Linked DNA regions of Homo sapiens: all the other regions are linked to region 1. Evidence: chromatin loops called from intact Hi-C (ENCODE). Cell type or tissue: CD4-positive, alpha-beta T cell. All regions are shown on one strand. Region 1 holds the start of LOC124905113 (a long non-coding RNA gene). Region 2 has its middle 7.2 kb from the start of SSTR3. Region 3 has its middle 28 kb from the start of MFNG.

Region 1 (8,000 bases):
CGCTCACAGGAACCCGCAGGGTGACCCTGAGATGGATCCATGATTCACAGTTCTGCGAATGATGAGAACATGTTTTCCTGCCTCCCTCCCTACCGCAGAGCTGAACTTTATGTCTCAGGGAGGCCCACAAAGGAGAAGGAACAGTCTTGGGTCTGACACTCCCTGTCTCATCCCTCACCCCCTTGGCGACTCCATTTGCCAGAGGCGGGGCCCCAGCATTCAGGGGTTGTGGGGGGTTCGGTGGCCTGGAGTTAGGTGCTAAGACAGGCGTTCAGTGCATTGGCCCAACAACTTGTGTGGTCATTGGCGCCGTTCCTGTTTCCCAGAGAAGGAAATCAAGGCTCAGCAGGATTAGGTGGCACGCAGATGGGTCCACAGATGGGGTCTCTCCCATACCCCCAACAGCCACAAACAGCAGGCCAAAGGATGCTCCACCCCATGCTTCCTGTGGGAAGGCCCTCCTCCCTCCCTGATGCAGTTGGGCAAGGGTCTGGGTACTGGGGAGACAGGGACTTCGTGAGCTACCCTTGGGTAATGACAGAGAGAGTGTGGAACACGGATGGGAGAGTCTTTTCCCTAATCCAAAGGAATGATGCCTTGATGGTGAATTTGAGGCACTAGGACAGCTTCCAACAGGGTGGAGGGATCTCGCCAGAGTCTGAGCACCACTGAGCTATAGAATGTGTGGGCTGAACTGGTCCTAGCACCCAACCTATGGTACAGGTGGGGAAACTGGGACCAGCGAGGGCTAAGGACTTGGCCTCTTGTCCCTGTCTTTTCTGCCTTTCAGTGGTGGAGATGGGCTTCAGGGTGTAGCCAAGCGGTGGCTGGGTGGTGAGGATGAGGCCTGACAGCTCCCTGTGCCCCCATAGCTCCCCCTCTCTCTGTTCAGTCCTCCCTCGCCACACGGGGGTGGAAGTGCTCAGCAGGGGCTGGCATCAGGGTTTGCATGGATCCCTAGATGCACCCCCTTCCTTGTCTGTGAAACGAGGGGTTCAGGCCAGCCCAGGGCCCCAATCTTTGATTGCTTACCCATCAGGAAGCTATTGTCTCCCATACAAGTTGTGTTTATTAATTCCTGGCCAAACGCCATTCCAAGTCAGGCTGGTGAGGTGGAAAGCGCTTAAGTGTCGAAGCCAGACAGGCCAGGGCTCAGCACCTGTCTCCTCTGCTTCCTACCTGGGCGAGGACTTACATCTCCCAACCTCAGGTAACTCATCTGAAAAAAGGGCGTGAAAGAGACCCCCACCCTGGGAAGACTAAGTGAGACAACGCGTGGAGAACATTGCACACGCGGGCTTAGGTCAAGTGCAACAAACCTGCGTTCATCACCGGCTCTCACTCTGCTCTGGGCAGGCACAAGCTGAGGGGTTTATGGTGCTGGCTCTTTCAGCCTCAACAACCCAGCGAGGAAGCAGGTGCCTGTACTGCCTTCACAGACCAGTGAGACACCCAAGACACAGAGAGATGAAGTAATTTGCACAAAGTCACCCAGCTCTTTGAGCCAGAGTTAAGGCCAGGCAGCCTGATCTGGAGTGCACGTGGGTGCACAGATGCATGTCTGTGTGCGTGCGTACATCCATGCATGTCTGTGCACGTGTACGTGCATGTGTGTGTGGTCCACGTGTGCGATTCTTCCCTCTGAGCCTCTAGCGGCCCATGCCAGCTGGTGACTCCCTCAGCCAAGGCATCCCCAGCCAACCCACTGGCATCTGGGTGGGGGGATCGACAGTTTCTGTGGCTGTCCCACCAGTTCCAGAGCGGCCTGGGAAGTCCCAGCCCTTTCTTCTCAGACTTTCATTAAGGGTCCAGGGTCCCCAGGGGCAGACTCTTGTCCCCTCCCCGCAGACTCCTCCTGTGTGAATGAATGTGGAAGGGAAGGCAGAGGTGGCGCCTGCAAACCATCCGCACTGGGCCACTGTGCCCTCTAGTTATGATCATGGGCGATAGTGATCATCCCATGTAGATGCTGAGAAATTCTTAGAATGAGCATTTGTTGGAAATCTGCTTGTGTGGGTGGCAAAGACATGAGAGGTCTAGGGAAGAGCAGATTTTCAGACAAGGCACTTTAGGGAGGGGGAGGTACAGCCCTTTGGCCCAGAATGCCCATTGATGGAGAGGGCGGGTCAGGGGAGAGGGTATCTTAACCCTCAAGTGCCAGCGTAGTGATGAGGAAAGGCTGGCCTGGTGGGCCCCCCATGGACTAAGCATCCTTAGGCACTTCACCTGACTCCTCTGAGACTGTGGTGCCTCCTTCACCCCTGACCTGCCTGCTTTCTACCTAGCTTCTCCCGGTGCCCACTTGAGCCCAGCTGAGGCCTCAGGCCCTTGAGTGGCCTGGGGGTGGTAGAGGGACTTGGCCCGTGAGATCTGGCCATGGCTGCTCCATTTCGCAGAAGCCACTCTCACGGGCTGCCACCGAAGCACGGGCTTCCCCCTTTCCGGGAACCTGCCTCCTGCCAGCTTCCTCTCCTGTGACATCACTTCTCTTGTGATTCGCCCCACCATTTCCACTCACTCCCAGCCAGTGGGGACAGGCAGAACCATGGGTTCCCTAGGCCAGCTGGAGCCACCCCCGACCCGGCCTGGCCTGGCTATGGGGTGGCCCTTGTGTTCTCCGGAGCGCTAGTGGCCAGCACAGGCGGCAGCCACAGACACTTAGTAGGAACTTCAGTGTGGCTGACCTGAGCTGGGCTGGCCGTGCAGGAGAGTGCAAGCTGCTTCCTCCATGAGCTCACAGCCTGACGTCAGCAAGTGCTTCAAAGAAGTCATTTCCTATGCATGCCTTAAACCATGCCACAAGGGAGATACGATCACCCCTGTTTTACAAATGTGAAAACTAAAGCTTGCTGAGGGTGACCCAAGGTCACACAGCTTGTTCCTGGGGCAAAGCCAGGCTGCCAATTCAGCTCTGCAGCCCCAGGTCTAGAGCTCTGGCAATGCCAGGTGCTGCTCTCCTCCCCTCTTCAGCACTTGCCTTCTGTGACCCTCCTTCCCCTTTAATCTGTCTGTAGGTAAGGGCACGGGGGTGTGCATTCATCCACCCACGCACCCTTCTTTCCTTCTTCCTTCTTGTGTTCTCCCCACCCTTCCATCCATCCATCCATCCATCCATGCATCTATCCCTCCAGGCAGTACATCCTGACAGGGTCCCTGTCTACCTCCTGGATGAGGCAAGAAGGAAATATTCCCCATATCCAGAGAGGTGAGGAAGCAAGGCAGGCCACACGGTGCAAAAATGTGCCTTCAGACACTCAGTACTTTGTAGCCAAGATGAACTGGCAGGCATCGCAGCAGTCAGGCTTCTGGTGCTTCTTGGAGAGGGCTAGAGGGGAGCACTTGTTGGACGGGAGGCACTGGAGAGCCAGAGAATGTGCACCCTCCCCCAGAGAGTTCTGCAGCAGAAACAGAAAACTCAGATGGGCCAAGGGGCCAGGCCAGGGCTAGAGTCTATGATGGGGGGTAGGGTAGTCCAGTGGTGTTTTCGGGGCTTTTCTTTCTTTCTCTCTTTCTCTTTCTTTCTTTCTTTCTTTCTTTCTTTCTTTCTTTCTTTCTTTTTCTTTCTTTCTTTCTCTTTTTCTCCTTCTCCTTCTCCTTCTTCCTCTTCTTTCTCTTTCTTCTTTCTTCTTCCTTATTCTCCTTTTCCCTTCTTCTCCCTTCCTCTTCTCCTTCTTCTCCTTCTCTTCCTTCTCCTCCTCCTCTTTCTTCTTCTTCTCCTTCTCCTCTTCCTCCTCCTCCTTCTTCTTCTCCTCCTCCTTCTCCTCATTCTCTTTCTCCTTTCTTCCTCTTCATCTTTTCTTCTTCTTCTCCTCCGCCTCCTCCTTCCTCTTCCTCTTCCTCTTCCTCTTCTCCTTCTAAAGGAGCAGGAATCTGGATTATTATGTGAAATTAGCTCGCGACTCAATGAAGCAATTTCTACATGGTGCATAAACAGATTGTCTTTACGCTGAGTGACTCCGCTTGGGCCACTAGATTTCAGCCGCTGCCTTGAATTCCTCTCTGGCGCTTTCTAAGCAGACGCTTGTTCCAGGGATTCCACCACCTCTACCCGTGCTCCAGGCCTCCAGAGTGAGAACCAAACACTGCCCAGACAGACAGGTTCCCGGGTACACGGTGAGGCCCTGGGGAAAGGTTGCTGCCAGCTACAGACTGGTTCTAGGACTCTCCCTGGAGGTTGAGAGAACTTCCTGTAGCAGGCACAGGTGTCTTTGCCTTACAGCCCCTGCCCAAGGCTTGGGTGACACTACAGGTCCTCAACGCAGTTGCTTCTAGGGTGAAACGTTCCACTCCCCTCCAACCCCGGCTTGGGTTCCTTCTCTGTCTCCCCACAATCTCCCTGTGACTGTGGGAAGGGACACCCCAAGGCCCATGGGATGCGCTTGACTCCTCATTCCCCGCACTAGTCCTTCCCAACCCCTGGCTCCCCTGTCTACTTCCTGAGGTCCTTCTGTGAGGAAAACAATCCATGATAACTTTATAGACAAACAGACACCAAAACCTGCGTTTCCTGGGTTTTACAAGAGCAAGAGGGCCAGGCTTGCTCAGGGGCGCCCCCTGGCGGTGCCTCGTCCCCCACCGGCCCTGCTGGGCTGGGGGAACCATGGTCGGGGGTGGCGGCTCCCAACCTGTTCTGCCTCAGGACCCAGTCACTCTCCGCAAAATGACTGAGTACCCTAAAGAGTTTTTGCTTATACAGGTTATAGATCTATACTTGCAGCATTAGAAATTGAAACAAAATTTTAAAATGTTTATTAATTCTTTTAATATAATTATAAGCCCATTACACATTTGAATATAAATAACATTCTATGAAAATTAGTTGCATCCTCCAAAAGTAAAAACATTTAGTGACAAGAGTGCTGTCATTTTACATTTTTGTACATTTCTTTAACAACTGGCTTCACAGACTACAGGCGGGACCTTCGAATCTGCCTCCGAGTTCAATCAGTCCCGATGTCACACATCAGTCTCTGGAAAACTCGCCTGTCACCTTATGAGAGAATGAGGGCAAAAAAGGCAAATGATATCTGAGTGTTACTATAAACATGACTTTTGGACCCCCAGGGGTCCCCTGACTGTGCTTTGAGAACTGCTGGTTGGTGTAAGGGTAAGATCGTGGTCACTGTGGCCAGATAGACTTAGGGGGGTGCCAGAGTCTAGGCCAGGCGTGTGGAGGACATGGGGCATGTAGGGGGCTCAGACCTCAGAGCTCCTGTTGCAGTGGGAATTCGGAGCCCTCCCCTCAAGCAAGCTAGGTGAGCTCTTCTGGGTCCTGAGGCAAGATTCTGGCTCCACCTTGGCTCCTGCACTCTTGAGCCTCATCTGTAAAATGGGATGAGAGCAATTCCTCCCTCCCTGGGTGGAGGTGCTGCTTGAACCTCAGAATCCCCGTGCAATGAGGCCTTGTGATGCCATAGCCAATGAGGCTCAGCCCCAGCCACACACCTGGAGATGTTAAAACAGCCTCAAAGCTCATCTTCAGCTGTTCGGTGGCTAAGGAATTGATTAACTTATTGAACGGTTAAGTGCTTACCACATTCTAGAAGTTCTGGGGAAGTGCCTGGCCCTTGGGAATCATGGCCGGCTCCGCAGGGTGTTGGATTTGCTGTGGGATGTCCCCACTGGCCTTCAGGGGCATTCCTGATGCTCTCTGGATTTCCATCTGCTTTCTCTGCCAGGGGCATTTTCAGCTCTCCCTGCAGATTTTCAACCTGCACCCTGAGTGTGTTTCCCCCATCTGCAAAGCACTCTGATTTGCTCTGTGGAGGGCATTTCTATGAGCTGATGAAGCTGTCCCCATCTGTTCTGCAAGGGTGTCCCACCTGGGATGAAAAGGAACCCCCGGCTGCTGTGGAGGGAGGGTCCCACTGTCCTGGGGGAGTGGCTGCACCCACTCTGTGAAGTCATGCCGCTGCCCACTTGCTCTGTGGGGTGAGGTGCACCGGACTCTCTGCAGGAGGAACCCCTGGGCCCATGCCCTGGAGATGGGAGGGCTCCTACCTGTTCTCTGGTAGGAGAGAAAGACTCAGCCTCTCTGGAGATTCCCCCACCTGCTCTGTTTGAACAACGGTATCTTCTTGGTGGTGGTATGGCAGGGGTGCAGGGGCGGTGTTGTCCAGCAGGGATGTGAGGGTGCTCCCACAGCTGGGGGTGGTCCCACCCCGTGTGGCCATGCACAGAGAAGGTGCTGCCCATCAGCACTAAGCTACTGGTCATGGGAGAAGGACTGGTCCTTCCCTCAAGCCCACAGTGTCACAGGGAGGCAGGAGGGTTGGTGCCTAAATGGGGAGCACTGCTGCCCCCTCGTCCCACACCAAGCTCAAGGCAGATGACCGTGCACATCTGTGGACAGTGGGGCAGTCAAGGGCTTTTGCCTCAACTGACACATTGAAGCCTTTTGTCAGATTCAAGATCAACAGAAATAATTTTTCCTTTCTTTCTTTCTCTTTCTTTCTTTTCTTTTCTTTTTTCTTTCCCTCCCTCTCTCCCTTTCTTTCTTTCTCTTTCTCTTTCTTCTTTCTTTCTTTCTTCCTTTCTTTCTCTTTCTTTCTTTCTTTTTCCCTCCCTCCCTTCCTTCCTTCTTTCCCTCCCTCCTTCCTTCCTACCTTCTGTCTCTTTCTTTCTTTTTTTGACGTACTTTCGTTCTTATTGCCCAGGCTGGAGTGCAATGGCACGATCTCGGCTCACCGCAACCTCTGCTTCCTGGGTTCAAGCGATTCTCCTGCTTCAGCCTCCCGAGTAGCTGGGATTACAAGCATGTGCCACCATGCCTGGCTAATTTTGTATTTTTAGTAGCAACGGGGTTTCTCCATGTTGGTCAGTCTGGTCTCGAACTCCCGACTTCAGGTGATCCACCCACCTCAGCCTCCCAAAGTGCTGGGATTATAGGTGTGAGCCACTGCGCCCAGCCAATTTTTCTTGTTTTATAAGGGAGGAAGGTGAGGCTCAAAGAAGGACCCTGACTTGCTAGAACCTCACAGTTCACAGGTGACTGTGACTAGAATTGAGTTTTTTATCTGGCAGGCAATGGGGAGCCATTGAAGATTTTTGAGCAGGGCAGTGGCATAGCCAGGCTAGTTTCTAGAAGATGACTCTGGGGGTGCACTCATCTAAGGGAGAAATCAGGGCAGAGGAGGCACAGCGGGCGTGCAGCTCCCCCTGCCCCTCTGGCTGCCTGTCCTTGCTCTGTCTGTGCACGGGACCCAGGAGACCAGCCAGTGCAGCCCTGAGTCGTCTCTGACTCCCCCCAGGCTGTGTGGCTTGCGCATCCTGCAGCCCTACGCCGAGAGGATCCCCGTGGTGGCCACGGCCGGGATCACCATCAACTTCACCTCCCAGATCTCCCTCACCGGGCCCGGTGTGCGGGTGCACTATGGCTTGTACAACCAGTCGGACCGTGAGTATGGGCAGCCGGGGGAACCCCCTGCAGTGACTCGCTGCCTCTTGGCCATCCCTGGAACCACCAAGGGGGCTGTGGGCAGCTGCTTATGAGGCTGAACAAAAGGAGAGAGAGAGTGTGTGTGTGTGTGTATGTGCTTGCACAAATTTATGCAGCTTTGTGTGCCCACGTGTGCAAGGCAGCCACAAGGGTTTGCAGGAATACACACTCATACATATCCACGTGTGTGTTGTGTATTCTGTGTGTGTGTCTGGATATGTATGTCTGCTTGGACTGTGTACACAGGTGCCCAGGACCACGTCTGTGGGTGCCTGTCCATGCGCGTGTGAGTGAACAGGTGCATGCGTGTCTTTGTGCGCCTTCGCGGCTACGCATGGCCTAATGGCGCCCTGCCTGCCTCCACGGTCCCCTGTGGTTTTGCAGCCTGCCCTGGAGAGTTCCTCTGTTCTGTGAATGGACTCTGTGTCCCTGCCTGTGATGGGGTCAAGGACTGCCCCAACGGCCTGGATGAGAGAAACTGCGGTGAGTAACCCGCCCGCGCATCCCTCCTCTCCCTGCCCATCCCTTCTCCTTCCTCACCTTTCCTGCTCTGAGCTGAGTG
Region 2 (8,000 bases), 140 kb before region 1:
CTATATGATAATAATGTCAGTAAATAACTTCCTTTACTCATTGTCTTGGCTCCCATGCACATATTATCTCATTTAATGTTCTAATAGCCTTCCAAGATAGGTACTCTTAGCCACGGTTTGCAGAAGAGGAGATGAGGATGCGGGAGGGCACAGGTTTGGCTCAAATTGACAAGGCAGATGCTGTCCTTTCCCACCCTCTCCCTCTGTTCCCATCCTCCTTGCTAACAGAATCCTAGTTTTGTGCATAGCAGCACCGTACCTAACACCAACAAAATACTCGTTTTTCCAGCTGGTTTTGTCACTGGGGTTTTCAGGCCACATAGTTCTGGCCTAGAAGCCGATGTGAATGAAAGTCAGCGGGAGAGATGGCTTCTGTGAAAGTTGTTTTCTTCCTTAAAAAAATGACAGGCCCAGGCCGGGCGCGGTGGCTCACGCCTGTAATCCCAGCACTTTGGGAGGCTGAGGTGGGCGGATCACGAGGTCAGGAGATCGAGATCATCCTGGCTAACACGGTGAAACCCCGTCTCTACTAAAAAATACAAAAAAATAGCCGGGTGTGGTGGTGGGCGCCTGTAGTCCCAGCTATGCGGGAGGCTGAGGCAGGAGAATTGTGTGAACCCGGGAGGCGGAGCTTGCAGTGAGCCGAGATTGCGCCACTGCACTCCAGCCTGGGTGACAGAGCAAGACTCAAAAAAAAAAAAAAAAAAAAAATGACAGGTGGGATGTCTGGAGCTGCAGCAGCCGTCTTGTGAGCTTGAAGCCACAAACATGAAGATACAAGGCCCCGTGCTGAGAGGGGATGAGCAGAAAGATAAAAGGAGCGTGAGTTCCTGGCAGCAGCAGTGGGCAGCTGAGCCAATGCTAACAGCTGCCTTGTTATGGGAACTGAAGAAAATGAAACCACCCAATTGTTAATGTCACCGTTGGTCACACCTTTTGTTACGGTAAGCTGACAGCATTTGTCACTGAAGCGGTAGGACTCCTAGCGCAGTGCTCTTCCCACTGTATAACTGTTCCCAGCAGCCACTCCAAGTGGGGTGAGCCACTTGTTTCTGCTCTGCAAATTGGCTGAGGATGGAGGCCCCTCATATAGGAAAGAGAAAGCTTATGGGAAGTCAATGAGAACCTGTTTTGAAACAGGAAGACCTGCCGGTTGTGGGCAGGAGCTGACACCATGGTTTGCTCTTTCATGTGACAACAACCCCTCCCAAGTGCCCACCTAGTGCCAGGCCTGGGCTGGCAGCAGGTTCCATGCCTCACTTCGCCCCTTCTTGCAATGAAATCATGGCCTGGTGGTTGAGGAAAGTGCCTGCCAGACAAGGCCACTTCATCTGGTGCTTTCTATTCTAGAGACTGGCTGTTCCTTGTCCCTTCTTCAAAGCGGAGGCCTGGGGTCCCCCAAACTCCTCCGATCCTTTCACCCTGGCATTCACTGGCCACCAAGCTTGGACAATTCAGCCTCTGTCTATTAAATCCACCCCTTGTCCCCACGGCTGCTCCCTAACCTAACCCCTGCCATGTCTCCCCTGGACAGTAGCCACAGCCTCCTCACTGGCCTCCTGTCTTCCCTCTCTCTGCCTCTACTCCATTTGCCACCAGGTGGCCTGGGGATTTTCCTCATTTACAAACAACTGTGCAGTCAAAAATGCTGATAGAACCACAGACTTATTCAATCATTGAATCCTTCAGCAAATAGTTATTGAGACCGTGTGTCAAGCCCAAGGCTTGGGGGTGGGTCAAGCATGAGCCCGCTCTCAGGAGCTCACAGGCCAGTGGGGAGGCTGTCCAGCCAGCAGAGAGCCCCAGGAAATGGCCCTTCTGCTTGGATGTCTCCTGAGCATTTCAAACTCACACGCCCCGCCCAGCCTTCATCACTCAGTAAATGCATCCAGGCTCTCAAATCAAAAACCTGGGAGTCCTCCTTGACACCTTCTCCCTCACCTTCCACTTCCAACCCATCACCGACAATCTCCTCAGTGACCCCCTTCTCTGCATTGTCATGGTTTCTAATGTCCAAACCAGCACTGTATCCTCCCTGTGGTAGCCTCCTGTCATAGTCAGCAATTGGTACAATAATGCTGTGTAACAAACCAAACTGCCTTGAAATCCAGAGGCAAGAAGCAGCAGGCCTGTATTCTCACACTCACTAGTTGTAGGTGGACAGTGGGTCTGCTGACTTAGGAGGGTTTGGCTGGTGACTTGGCTTCGGGCTGGGGATGGGTGGTCTCGGTCCTGGCTGTGGGTGTGTGTGGGTCGGCTCCACCTGTCTCTCATCCTCCTTAGACCAGCATTCCCTGGGGCATGTCCTTCTCATTGTGGATCACAGGAGCATGAGAAGCCAAGCCAAACCATGAGGTGTTTAAGGCCTCTGCTCATGCTTCACATGGCCGAGCCCAACACCACCAATGGGGCAGGGACAGGAACTCTTCCCAGACTTGGAGGAAAGGAAATATTTGCTGAGCACCAACTGAGCACCAATCCTAATGCTCACACCTCCTGACTGGCCTTCTTGTTTTCACTCTTGCCCTTGGCCATGGTTTATCTCCACGGAGTGGCCAGAGTGATCGCGTTAAACTACCAATCAGATCAGACCACTCCCTTGTATAACACCGTCCAGTGGTATCTCTGGACATTTGGCACGAAACCTCCTCCCTCACCTACAAGGCCTATAGGATGTTGTCAGTTTCTACCTCCAGATCTCACTTGGCACTATCTTCCCTTTCCTTGCAAAGCTCCAGCCACAAGGGCTGTGATCTGGTTTGGCTGTGTCCCAACACAAATCTCCTCTTGAATTGTAGTTCCCATAATCCCAAGGGAGGAACCCAGTGGGAGGTAATTGAATCCCATAATCCAGGTGGGAGGAACCCAGTGGGAGGTAATTGAACCATGGGGGAGGGGGACGATTACCTCCATGCTGTTCTCGTGATAGTACGTGAGTTCTCACAAGATCTGATGGTTTTATAAGGGTTTTCCCCTTTTGCTTGGCACTTCTTCCTGCCATCATGTGAAGAAGGATGCGTTTGCTTCCCCTTCTGCCATAATTGTAAGTTTCCTGAGGATTCCCCAGCCATGCTAAACTGTGAGGCAATTAAACCTCTTTCCTTTATAAATTACCCAGCCTTGGGTATGTCTTTACTTTTATTTTTTATTTTGTTTTATTTTTTGAGATAGAGTCTTGCTCTGTTGCCCAGGCTGGAATGTAATGGCATGATCTCAGCTCACTGCAACCTCCACCTCCCAGGTTCAAGCAATTCTCCTGCCTCAACCTCCTGAGTAGCTGGGACTACAGGCATGTGCCACCACACCCAGGTAGTTTTTGTATTTTTAGTAGAGACGGGGTTTTGTCATGTTGGCCAGGCTGGGGGTATGTCTTTATTAGCAGTGTGAGAACAGACTAATGCAGGCTGCTCCCAGGATTTTCACTGTGTGCCAGGCCCCTTCTACCTTGGGACCCTTGCTCAAGCCGCTCCTTCCACACATAGCACCTACTCTCCCAGATCTTCCTCCACAATCACCCCACACTCAATCTCGATCACCTCCTCCTCCTGCTTCTCTCTTGGTGCCTCTGTTGAAGAACAGTCTTCATCACTGTTTATAATTGTTTATTAAATAGGTGTATTTATTCAAAAAGTGCTTCCCGTCTAGACTGTAAGCTCAAACACACAGAAGGACCTGCGTGTTTTGTTTTACACTAAGGCCCTAGTGAGTCCTGGCCACCTAATCCATGCAGAATGAATGTTATTTGTACAAATGAGTAAGTGGGTGAAAGAATGGACTTTAATGAAAATAGAGAGACTGAACCATGCCAGCGACCCAGCTGAGCCCAGCCTCCAACCACCCCAGCCAGGTGCCAGCCATGTACAAGAGCTGACCTGGATGTGCCGGCCTAGCTGAGTCTCCAGGTGACTCGCAGTCAGCCACCATCAAAGAAAAAGAATGGCCTGAATGAGCCCAGCCAACCCACAGAATCATGAGGGATAATAACATGGCTATTGTAAGCCACTACATTTTGGGGTGGTTTGTGACACAGGTACTGATACTGAAACCTTGACTTTTTGGAGTCTAGACTCTTCGTTATCTGCTCCTCCGATCTCTGACCTCTCCTCTCTACCCACCATTCCTACCACGCTCCAGAGAGATACTGACATTTGGGGACATCTGACTCCATCCAGCTCTCACATGATATGGGAGGCAGAGCAGGACAGGTCCCGGAGAGGGAGAGGCAGATCCAGGATATCCCTAGAAGGCTTCCGGAGAGGACCTCAAGGAAGGTAAAATGAGCAGTTTTTTGCAGAATCCAAAATTCAATACAGTTCCCACCTATTAACTATGTGCTTCACACCAAGCTGTGGCAGGAGCTGGAGGTGCAGAGAGGGGTGAGGCACAGCCCCTTGCGCACCAGCAGCTCAGAAGCCAGTGGGAGAGACAGACGTGTAAATAGACATCCACCATGTGGCTTGATCCACAGATCACAGAAATATATTCAATACAGAAAGGAAGAGACTCTCGTCTCAAGGCGCTAGGGTAGAGATGTTTCCACCCCCACCTCCTCGCTGAAAAGCAGCCACGACAAGAAGGAGAACAAGAAACAGAAACACAAACTCCCACCTTCAAAGAAGCCAGGAGACACCTGTAACCCCAAACCACAATGTATGAGCAGCAAGAGCAGATGGAGGGTGGTAAATGATTGAACAGAGCTGAGGAAGGCAAACCTAAGTGCCTGCTGCTACATGGTGGGGTGGAGTAGGGGCTTTGGAGACAGAAAAGATGCAAATCACCTGGTCTTGCAGAACCCTGGGGAGGCTTAGAATTAGGGAACCCAGACATCATGGATGGTGAGGCAGGAGGCTGAAAACAGGGGTTGTGTGGAAGTCTGCTTAGGAGGAGTGAGATCCCCCAGCACCACCCCAGGTCTTCTCTTTTCCATTACGTGGTCAGGCACCCACCCCTCCCTAACCCCAGCAAGGAGTATTCAGCCAGAGTTCTCTGGACCCAGAGACATTCGCTACAGGGCAGAGTGGGGGTGAGGCACCACAATGCTTTTGGAGATGTCAATTCGATGATGCCTTGCAAATAATCACTCCTCCACTCCTACCCTCCCTACCCATCACTCCTACCATGCTCCAGAGAGAGATTGACACACCCTCTATGGGAGGGGCGTGTTTCCCCTCTCCCCTGATGCTGGGCTTGGCCATGTGACTTGCTGTGGCTACTGGGATGACAACCTCCACCTCCTGGGTTCAAGCGATTCTCCTGCCTCAGCCTCCTGAGTAGCTGGGATTACAGGCATGCGCCACCACGCCAGGCTAATTTTGTATTTTTAGTAGAGACGGGGTTTCTCCACGTTGGTCAGGCTGGTCTCGAACTCCCACCCCAGGTGATCCTCCTGCCTTAGCTTCCCAAAGTGCTGGGATTACAGGTGTGAGCCACCATGCCCGGGCTTAATGCCTCATTCTGAAACAGGAGTGGCTAACACAGGATGACTGGTTGAAGAAGGCTCTAATGATAGCATTGCCCCAAATGATAAATGAAAGAGACCCAATCAAATAAGTAGAAGAAAAGGAATATCAGTAAGCAATAAAGATGATGCAGTGAGCAGAAGAAAATTTTGACAAAACCATCATTGCCATCCTTGAAGAGATAAGGAAACATATATCCACAAATGAGTACAGAATGCCATAGCAAAGAGCAGGCAGAAATCAGGAGAGAGCTGGTTGGGCTCAGTAGCTCATTCCTGTAATCCCAGCAATTTGGGAGGCCGAGGTGGATGGATTGCTTGAGGCCAGGAGTTTGAGACTAGCCTGACCAACATGGTGAAACCCTGTCTCTACTAAAATTACAAAAATTAGCTGGGTGTGGTGGCATGTGCCTGTAATCCCAGCTACTCAGGAGGCTGAGGCAGAAGAATCACTTGAACCCAGGAGGCGGAGGTTGCAATGAGCTGAGATTGTGCCACTGCACTCCAGCCTGGGTGACAGAGTGAGAGAGCGAGACTGTCTGTCTCAAAAAACACAAACAAACAAACAAAAAAATAAAATAAAAAACAGGAGAGAGCTCTTGGAAATGAAAAATAGGTTGATTTAAAAAAAGAGGGACTGGAAGAGAAAAACAGATTTTTTTAAACCTCCCAGGAAGTAGAACAAAATTATAAAGATGAGCAACAAGAAGAATAAAGATTTCATCCAGGAGACCCAATATTCAAATATAATAGGAGTTACAGAAGGAAATAACAGAAAAATGTGTCTCAGAACTGAAGAACACAAATCTTCAGATTAAAAGGCTACTTGGTGCCCCCGAAGACAAATGAAAAAAGAATCAAATCTTGTTATAAAATTTTCAGAAATTTAAGGATAAAGCAAAGATCCTAGAAGATTCCAGAATAATAATAATAAAAAAATTAGCTTAAGTTACACAATGGATTGGGATTAAGAATTGTGCTGGAAGCTGGAGACACCGACAGACGCCTTCCATCAGCTGAGTCAGAGTCATTCTCAATCTCAAATTCTATACCTAGCCTACCTATCAACATGTGTGAGAGGGGAATTCACTATTTTGAAACATGCACACCTTCTCTGAAAGTTACTGGGAGCTATGCTACATCAAAATGAGAGAGGAGGCCAGGCGCGGTGGCTCACGCCTGTAATCCCAGCACTTTGGGAGGCTGAGGCAGGTGGATCACTTGAGCCCAGGAGTTCAAGACCAGCCTTGGCAACATGGCAAAACCCCATCTCTACCGAAAATACAAAAACTATCTGGGTGTGGTGGCATGCACCTGTAGTCCCAGCTACTCAAGAGGCTGAGGTGAGAAGATCGCTTGGGCCTGGGAGGCAGAGGTGGCAGTGAGCCGAGATTGAACCACTGCACTCCAGCTTGGGTGACAGAGCAAGACCCTGTCTCAAAAACAAAACAAAACAAAACAAAAAAACCCCAAGGCCCCCATAAAATGAGAGAGTAAAACATCAAAAAGGAAGACATGGAATCTAAGGAACTGGATTCATACAGGAAAAAGCTGAAGGGAATCCCCAAACAACAATGGAGAGAGAATCTCGGGATGTCAGCTGCGCACAGGCCCAAGGGGCAGCTGGCCCAGATAAGAGGAGCTCGTCAGTCTCCAGGACGAAATCGTCCCTGAGGCTGGACTCTGGAAACTCCACTGTGTGGTTTTTACGAAGCTATAGGAACGTGTGGAAATGCTTAGTCCAAGAAATCGAAGATATTTTTAAAAACCAAAAAACGAAGCAATTATGAACTCCTGGCTGAGCAGGAAATAATATTTACATTGCATTAATCATGGGAACACTGGATATGCATTTAACCGAAACTCATATTGAGAAGATGGGGAGAAGGGGTGAGAGTGCGTAAGAAATGTAAACTTCTCCTGTACTGTAAGAGGAGTCAGTAGATAATGGGTAAAATTGAGGGATTAAGACATAAAAAAATCAATATGATATTTAGCGAGAAAGAGCTTAACTGAGGGAGCAATTGCCGAGCGGGTGGGATTACCTGTGGGATGGGGGGGTGGGAGGGATGGGGGAGGACTGCTGTTTTTTGCTGTTACAAACCTTTTCAGCGCTACAGTAGTCCACTTAGCGCAGTTTCAGTTACCTGTGGTCAACCACAGTCTAAAAATATTAATAGATTTTGAAAGAAAAAGAGACAGAGAGGTCACCATCATATAACTTCTGTTATGATATATTGTTATATTGTTTTATTGTATATTGTATTATTAATTATTGCTGTTCGTCTCTTAACTGTGCCTAATTTATAAGTTAAACATTATCTTTCTCCACCATCGTGGTGTGTGGTTGACTCCGTTTCTCGCCACAGCTTCTCACAAGACTTTCAGGATCAAGTGATTCCTGCACAAGAAACAAAAGCAAAATTGTCCCATTCCCCAGTGGATCTGTATGAAAACTGGTAATAACATCAGGTACAGCTCCAAAAGGAGATATTGGAAAGAACCAAGCTGGGTCTATAAGGAATTGAGCATGAGATGCTAC
Region 3 (8,000 bases), 380 kb before region 1:
GTTCACCAAATAGTGGCACTGAACTGTTGCAAGCAGCAGAAACATACTAGTGTTGAGTTGAGGCCCTAAATTTTGGGGTGTTTGTTGCAGCACTTAGCCTGTCCTGACAAACACAGAGAGACAGACATCAAGCAGGTGCAAACAAGCAGGAATTTCAGAGACGATGGGGTGATGAAGGAAATAAACAGGAAGGGGACAGTGGAGAATCCTTGGGGAGGATACATTATGGATTTCTTTGCTTTTCTTTTTTATGAGACAGAGTCTTGCTCTGTCACCCAGGCTGGAGTGCAGTGGCACGATCTTGGCTCACTGCAACCTCTGTCACCCGGGTTCAAGCGATTCTCCTGTCTCAGCCTCCTGAGTAGCTGGGATTACAGGCGCCCACCACCATGCCTGGCTAATTTTTGTATTTTTAGTAGAGAAAGGGTTTCACCATCTTGGCCAGGCTGGTCTTGAACTCCTGACCTCAGGTGATCCACCCGCCTTGGCTTCCCAAAGTACTGGGATTACAGGTGTGAGCCACTGCACCCGGCCCTAGACTTCCACGCTTTAAAAAATGACATTATTAATTTTTAAAAATTGCATTAAAATATATATAACAAAATTTACCATTTTAACCATTTTAACCATTTTTTTTTTTTTTAAAGAGACGAGGTCTCACTCTGTTGCCCAAGCTGGAGTGCAGTGGCATAATCAGAGCTCACTGCTGCCTTGAATTCCTGGGTTCAAGTCATTCTCTCACCTCAGCCTCCTGAGTAGCTGGAACTATAGGGGCATGCCACCACACCCTGGCTAATTTAAATCTACATTTTTTTTTTTTTTTTTTTGTAGAGACAGGGTCTTGCCATTTTGCCCAGGCTCGTCTTGAACTCCTGGGCTCAAGCGATCCTCCTGCCAAAGCAATCCTCCTGTGCTTGGCCTTTAACCACTTTTAAGTGTACAATTCAGTGGCATTGATTTTATTCACAATGTTGTGTGACCATCACCACAACTTTTTTGTAATGTTTAATCATAATGTTTTCAAGGGTCATCCATGTTTGTAGCATATATCAGCACCTCATTCCTTTTTATGGCAGCATACTATTCCATAGAATGGATATGTCTCAGTTTGCTCCTGCATTCATGTCAATGGATATTTGGCTTGCTTCCATCTTTTGGCTATTGCGAATAATGCTGGTATGAACGTGGGTATACAGATATCTGTCTAAGTCCCCACTTTCAAGTTTTTCAGGGCATATAGCCAGAATTGCTAGATCATATGGGAATTCTATGTTTAATTTTTTTGAGGACCTGCTGTACTGTTTTCCATAGGAGAGCATCATGTTATATTCTTACCAGCAATGCACAAGTGTTCTAATTTCTCCACATCATGGCCAACAATTATTTTCTTTTCTTTTTTTTTTTTTTCCTGAGACTGAGTCTCACTCTTTCACCCAGGCTAGAGTGCAGTGCCATGATCTCAGCTCACTGCAACCTCTACCTCCTGTGTTCAAGTGATTCTCCTGCCTCAGCCTCCCGAGTAGCTGGGACTACAGGTGAGTGCCACCGCACCTGGCTAATTTTTGCAATTTTAGTAGAGACAGGGTCTCACTATGTTGGCCAGGCTGGTCTCGAACTCCTGGCCTCAGGTGATCCGCCTGCCTCAGCCTCCCAAAGTGCTGGGATTACAGGCGTGAGCCACCACACTTGCCTGTTTTTCTTTTTTAAAATAGCCATCGTCTTGGGTATGAAGTGGCACCTCATTGTGGTTTTGATTGGCATTCCCCTAATGATTAGGGATGTTGAACATCTTTGCAGGTGTTATTGGCCACCCATTGTATAATTTCTTTGGAGAAATGTCTATTCAACTCTTTTGCCCAGTTTTTATTCAGGTGGTTTTGTTGTTGTTGTTGAGTCCTCATTCTTTTTTTTGACAGCCTCATGGTATTCCACGTAATAGATGTACAGTTTTCTATTGACCAGTCAGTCCTCTATGGATGGGCATTTGGATGGTTTTCCCAATCATGTGCTTTTCAAACAATGCTACAGTGAATTTTCTCATACACGTGTTATTAAGTGCAGATGTGAGTATATTGGAGGATTGGTGGATTAAAGAGAAGGTGCATCTGTGGCCGGGCGCAGTGGCTCACGCCTGTAATCTCAGCACTTTGGGAAGCCGAGGCGGGTGGATCACGAGGTCAGGAGTTCAAGACCAGCCTGACCAACATGGTGAAACCGTGTCCCTATTAAAAATACAAAAAAAATTAGCCAGGCGTGGTGGTGTGCACCTGTAATCCCAGCTATTCAGGAGACTGAGGCAGGAGAATCACTTCAACCCGGGAGGCGGAGGTTGCAGTAAGCCAAGATCGCACCATTGCACTCCAGCCTAGGTGACAGAGTGAGACTCCATCTCCAAAAAAAAAAAAAAAAAAAAAAAGAAGGTGTATTTATCATTTCGGTAGACGCTGTCCAATTGTCCTTGAGAGTGAATGTGTTCCTTTTTATTCCCACCAGTCATGTAAGAGAGCATGGCGCGGCTATAAAACAAACACGTATGTTTTCGGCATCGTGCCAAAGATTTCGTCTTCCCTGGGGAAGCTAATCTGACATTTCCTCATACTGATGAAAACATTGGCCTAACATTGCACTCTGTCAAGGGATTTGCAACTTAATTGCATTTTGTTCATAAAACAATTAATATTGCATAACTTGCCATCAACAGAACTAATTTTGACCCTGCACTATGACAAATCTATTCATGCTTTATGTTTTAAAAATCCGCTCAAAGCTAAAAAAAAAAAGCTACTATTCGAATACCATTAAGCTGATATCAAAACTCAGACTCGATTGCAACGTGTCTCCCAACCTTTCCAAATAGCACAACATTTATTTTTCTCAATTCCTTTCCAGAGGTATATCCATGAAAATTCATGAGTGGGAATTCTTTTATCAAGAGTATCTAACAAGATAAGGGAACAACTCACATATCAAATATTAACTCAGCCTGAACATATGATACTATACGTGGATTTAGAGAAGCAGACAGCAGCTCTTTACCAAGCCCACACCAAACCACATGCTCCTCCAACTGTAATCAAGAAAGTAACTGAAATTGTTTGGGCAAATCAGGGCCTAATTAAAAGAGATAAACAGATGATAACCCCATTAACTCCATTATACGAATATATGTTTATAATGAACCAGTCACAGTTTTCAAGAAGAAGGCGGATGTTCTCAAGGGGTAAAAAGTCTCATAAATGAGGTACTAACTTGTAAATAAACTCAGGACAGCAAATTCTATATGTTCTGTAAGCAGCTAATGTGATATTTATATTAACTATAATAAAGATACATGCCAAGTAAAACATGAGGTGCAGGTGAATAAATGAGACATTCTTAATCAGTATAGATTAAAGCCATAGTAAATACACATTAGCTTTGTACTTAGTGTCAATCTAGAAGCTGGTCTACATAAATATCAGCTAACTTCTCTTTCCTTGCATGAAACCTTCAAGTTCACCTAGTTCAACCTCTCTCCCAGCGGAGGAATCCCAGGTCGCCTAACCACAGTTCGCCTTTCTCCAATGACGGTAGTTTCACTATTTCAAAAGGCAGTGAATCCATGCTGCTTCTGATTCGCTGCCCAAATTGGGAGCCGGTGATTTTCTCCTCCTCTGAGGGTTGTCCAGGGTGCACCATCTTCCTCCCCAGCCCCCTGAGATTCAGAGACACAGAGTCACCCAGAGATAATCTTTAAAGCTCCCCAGGTGATGGCAAGGTACAGCTAAGTGTGGGACCTACTGCCCTATAATGATCATCCATGATCTGCCTTGTCAGCTGTACATGCATTTGTTTATTCTTCATTCATTACTAGCATTTATTGAATACCCACGCTAGGAGCTGAGAGTACATACATGTTATTTACCTAATGTCTTTCTTTACATGGACCCTTTTGTATCTAAAGACATTCGTTTTAAATATTAATGAATCTGATGGATCAGATACAATCAAACTAGATACATAACTCTTAAAGAAGTTCATCGCTATTATCTAAAAATTACCCTGATAGTTTACTAGTGTTATTCACATGACCTTTTAGGAAATAATGAGTTCATTCATTCCTTCATTCACTCATTCCTTTCTTCCTCCCTCCCACATATGCTAAGTCTCTCTGACAGTCCATACGCAATGACAGGCACCCTCCCTTGCCCCCTGCTGGAAAATGCTCAGTGTCTACCTGCCACCCACAGTCACACCCCCTGCTGCTGGAACAGGAATGGAGCTGTTCCCAGCTTCTTTGGGCCTTTATGAAGCACATTCTTAGGGCTCTGTGCTCCTCCCACAGGTGCCCACCCTTTCCTTCACCCAGCCAGGCAGTCCTGGAGGTGTGTGTGGGGAATGCTGCTACCTGGCTGGATCCGGGGTAGGAGTCCCAGTGGACAGTGCAGAACATCACCAGCAGGGGGCACTCATGCATCACCACTGGCTTCTCACCTGGCCCAGGGCAAGGCAGGCCTGGCTGGAAGGTTAAGATGACTGGGGTGCCACTGAGGGGACCAGGCTAGGCTTGGGAGGGGCCCTATGGGATAAAAGGGCACGAAAGTGGGCCCCTTGCACTCAGATTCTAAGAAAATCCTCCCCAGCCAGGGGGAAGAAAAGCACACAGCACGTCTCCTTACCAGATTTAACAAACATGACCATCTGGGGGACAGCAGCCATCAGTTAAATAATCCTGCCATTTGGTGAGGGGCAAGGTTGCCTCTCAGGCACATGCTGGTTCTTTGTAGGGAGAGGAGTGGGACAGAGAGCAGACCTTCAGGCCAATGGGGCTCTCCTGGGGACTGGCCCTCATATCCCCACCTCCAGCCCAGCCAGGAGAAGACCAGTCTGGGTGGCCCGGGCCTTCTGCAACTGTCCTTTACCAGTCCCTTGGGCCTCATGTTCCCCTCCTGCAATCATTCCCACCCTACCTGCTTTTCCTGGGAGCATGAAGGTGGAAGTGTGTTGCCAACAGAGGAAAGCCATCTAAACAAAAACAAGGGAATCTAAAATGGAGCTCGCCTGCCCCCATCCTGCCACCCCCTTCCTACTTCGGAATTTGTGTGCATTTGTAATCTGTGAGTCTGTCTCATTGTGCATTGCTGGAGCTGACGATTAGGTGCAGTGGTGGCTCTCGCCTTGCCCTCTGATGACTTTTCCCTAATTGGTTTAATCTGTATTTTCACGCACTCACTGGAAAATGAGAAGAGCCGCCAGCTTCTCCGAGGAGCTGGGATGAGGCGTGAACCCTACGAGAAGGGTCGCGGGGGTTTGCGGCTCCTGCCATGGGGGCTGGGGAGGTCACAGGAAAATGGCAGACTGTCCTTGTTCTTGGGTACTCACAGTCCCCGGGCGAGGAGGGGCACGAATGGAGGAGGTACAGAAGGCGAAAACGTACTGGGGGCCTGCGTACCTGGGAAAGGAGAGGTGGGGAGAGGAAACCCTGACTGGGGTTGGCTCCCCCCGGGCAGAATGTCTGTCCGTTCAGGGGCAGGAACGGGGGCACCCAGGCAGAGAGATCCCAGGGGCAGAGTGTGAGTATCTCAGTGCCAGCTACTTGTGTTTCTGTGGCTTTCTCTGGGATAGGACAATTCTGTGGACCTCTCTCTGGATTTGTCATGACTTTGGGAAGACAGCTCGGTGGGTGTCTGAGTCTAGTGTGTTGTCTGTGTGTATGAGTGCATGAGTGAGTGTGTATGTGTGTGAGTTGGGTGTGACCACTGGTGGCTGCTAACTCTCTATTGCATTCGGCTTCCAGCCCTGCAGGGTTTCCTTGTTGAACCTCTGGGGATCCTGCCTTGGGACAGAGGTGGCTAATGCAGCAGGGGGCGGGGGTGGGGCTAGCCTAGATAGAGGCTTAAGCCCCTACTGCTGGGGTAAAGCGATTACCAGCGTGTGTGTGTGTGTGTGTGTGTGCGCGCGCGCGCACGCGTATGTGTGTGTGCGCCTTTAGTGGCTGCAGAATCCTCAACCACCCTGAGAGGGTCCAAATACTTGCCCCTGGCCTTCCCTCCCTTTCCTTGCCATGATTCGCAGCCCCCCAGCTGACCTCGATATGTTCATTTACTCTAAGACGCTGTGCTCTGAAATTGCTTCTCCTCCTCGGAGTTCTCTGGCTCTGATAGTGAAATTTCCACTAGTGTCAGAGGGGAGACAGTTTGGGATGTGGGGAGCTTCTTGATGCTGCCTTAGAGACATGTACAAATTGGGACCCTTGACCTTGCGTTTGACAAGTGAATCACTTATAATCACCACTTATTTTTACTTGCATCAACCTCACCAAGACGAAGAGCTTTGGGTTGCTCCTTCTGGCGCCAGGAGCCCCTACGCAGGGTTAATGATGATAAGAGAAGTGAGTGTGACTCAGCAGATGGAATGTTCCAATGCTGGTGAGTAAATTCAGTTTCCTATAACAAACAGACAATAAGGAAATTAGGTTCTCACCGTGAACCTGAGAATGGTGCTGATCCTTAATAGCCCCTCCTGTGTAGCAGGCACCGCTGTAAGCTCTTCCCAGATCAGCCGCCCTCTGTTGCCCATTTCACAGATGAAGAAACTAAGGCACAAAGAAGTGAAGTAATTTGCCCTGAGATTAACCAGTTCACGGAGCAGGGATGTGAGCCCAGGCAGTCTAGGGTCCTTGCCAAGTACCCAGCCACTGTGCCCTGCATTGCAGGGCAGCCCCGCACGTGGTCACAGTGTGGAATTCATGGTGTTTCCTGCAGCAGAGCCGCAAACCTTAGTCTTACCGGAGAGCTTCTTGCCAGCGACTTGATTTCACATGGCAAAGAAAGAGTAGGACAGGTTTAAAAGAGGCTTTTACTATACCCAACTGGTATTCACTTCGTGTGTCTGTTCTCTGTGGTTTGTAAATATTCTCCGGCTTCCCCTTGATCTCTACAGCAGGGCACGCTGTCCATGACAGCACTTTGCTTTCTCAACAGCGCTCGTGTCACCAGCTCGAGCCGCAGCCATCTGCATGGAGCACTGTTGACATTGCAGCCGTGGGGCCCACTCCAGGTCTGGCAGAGGCTGACTCACAGCGTCAGGGGGCTGGGAATGGAATGCTGGTCTTTTGGGCATCACGGACATCACAGAGGGAGGAAGGGAGGCTGGGGGTGCATCTGTAAAACGGGGGTGCAAGGGGCAGGGGTTGTACAGTGGTATCTACCTCACGGGGTTTGGGTATCAGTCAGGGCTTATTTCCCTTTGCTGAGAACAGAGGCTGGAAATATTGATAATAGTGGTTTAAACCATATCCAGACTTCTCACTCTCTCACCTAACACGTCGGGGGTAGGCGTCCTGGGTTGGTGGGGGCCCCAATGGTGTCTTCAGGGACCCAGGCTCCTCTCTTTCAGTCCCACCCGCCTTAGCAGCCAGCTTCCATCCTCAAGGTCACCTCATGATCCAAGATGGCTGCTGGGCCTCCATCATCACGTCTAACTTTCAGCAGGGACTGGGCACACACTGGCCCCAATGTTCCCTTCTGTCCCACCTGACAGCTTACACTTGGCCCTCAGTGGCCACTCCTAGCTGCAAGGGAGGCTGAGAAACGGAACCTTTTGGCCAGGCACATTGCCATCCAAGTGTTTGTTGCTAAGGCAGGTGGGAGACAGGATATGGTAGGGGCCCCCCACAGTCTCTGCCACAGCACGCAGTAGACTCCTGTGCACCGCAAGGTACAACCTGTCTATTTTTCCAAGTGCTGTGACTGTTTCAGCTCAAACAGCCAGATAGGTGAGGGGGAAGGAGTCCCACAGGCGAGCACTGGAAACCCACCCCTTCAGCTGATTGCAAGTTCGGGGTTTTATTTCTCCTTTAGTATCCTGTGGCAGTTCCAGCCTTGGGGAGGGAGGTTCTGCTTTCCTGGGGAGGCAGGTTCTCCAAGACTGCTGGACAGTCATGGAGGGGTCTAAGGAGAGAAGGAGAAGGCTGCCAGGCATGGGGCTCTGTGCCTTGCAGGTATGTTCCGAGAGGAGCT

What was found. Peaks named below come from ENCODE experiments on the same cell type or tissue, not always from the same donor. Only the 100,000 strongest peaks of a DNase experiment are listed, where the experiment ranks them.
Region 2: a loop joins it to region 1, with 4 times the contacts of the local background. A loop is called at or near these places in 27 of 110 quality-filtered maps.
Region 3: a loop joins it to region 1, with 12 times the contacts of the local background. A loop is called at or near these places in 13 of 110 quality-filtered maps.

Annotation. Positions count from the first base shown.
Region 1 is chr22:37,074,531-37,082,530 of GRCh38, reverse strand. TMPRSS6 (transmembrane serine protease 6) reads left to right here. Exons shown (of 18, transcript NM_001374504.1): 11 at 7,251-7,396; 12 at 7,823-7,921. It overlaps LOC124905113 (a long non-coding RNA gene), which reads right to left and starts at 5,443. Exons shown (of 2, transcript XR_007068092.1): 1 at 5,203-5,443; 2 at 4,727-4,990. RefSeq lists enhancers at 1,170-2,150, 4,261-4,762 and a silencer at 4,534-4,673. In CD4-positive, alpha-beta T cell, CTCF peaks have their summits at 4,362 and 4,563 (motif pointing left); DNase peaks (open chromatin) are centred at 2,470, 2,750, 3,230 and 4,550; H3K27ac peaks cover 2,260 bases.
Region 2 is chr22:37,215,716-37,223,715 of GRCh38, reverse strand. It overlaps a transcript of SSTR3 not described here and the pseudogene RPL39P41. Among named protein-coding and RNA genes, the nearest start is that of SSTR3, 7.2 kb to the right of the region's middle. RefSeq lists silencers at 794-933, 7,496-7,575 and enhancers at 4,390-4,609, 4,760-4,929, 4,960-5,059. In CD4-positive, alpha-beta T cell, no CTCF peak of the experiment used is centred here; DNase peaks (open chromatin) are centred at 825, 1,185, 2,945, 4,595 and 3 weaker places; H3K4me3 peaks cover 2,829 bases; H3K27ac peaks cover 5,388 bases.
Region 3 is chr22:37,453,949-37,461,948 of GRCh38, reverse strand. No RefSeq gene overlaps it. Among named protein-coding and RNA genes, the nearest start is that of MFNG, 28 kb to the left of the region's middle. In CD4-positive, alpha-beta T cell, CTCF peaks have their summits at 4,212 (motif pointing left) and 4,416 (motif pointing right); a DNase peak (open chromatin) is centred at 4,438.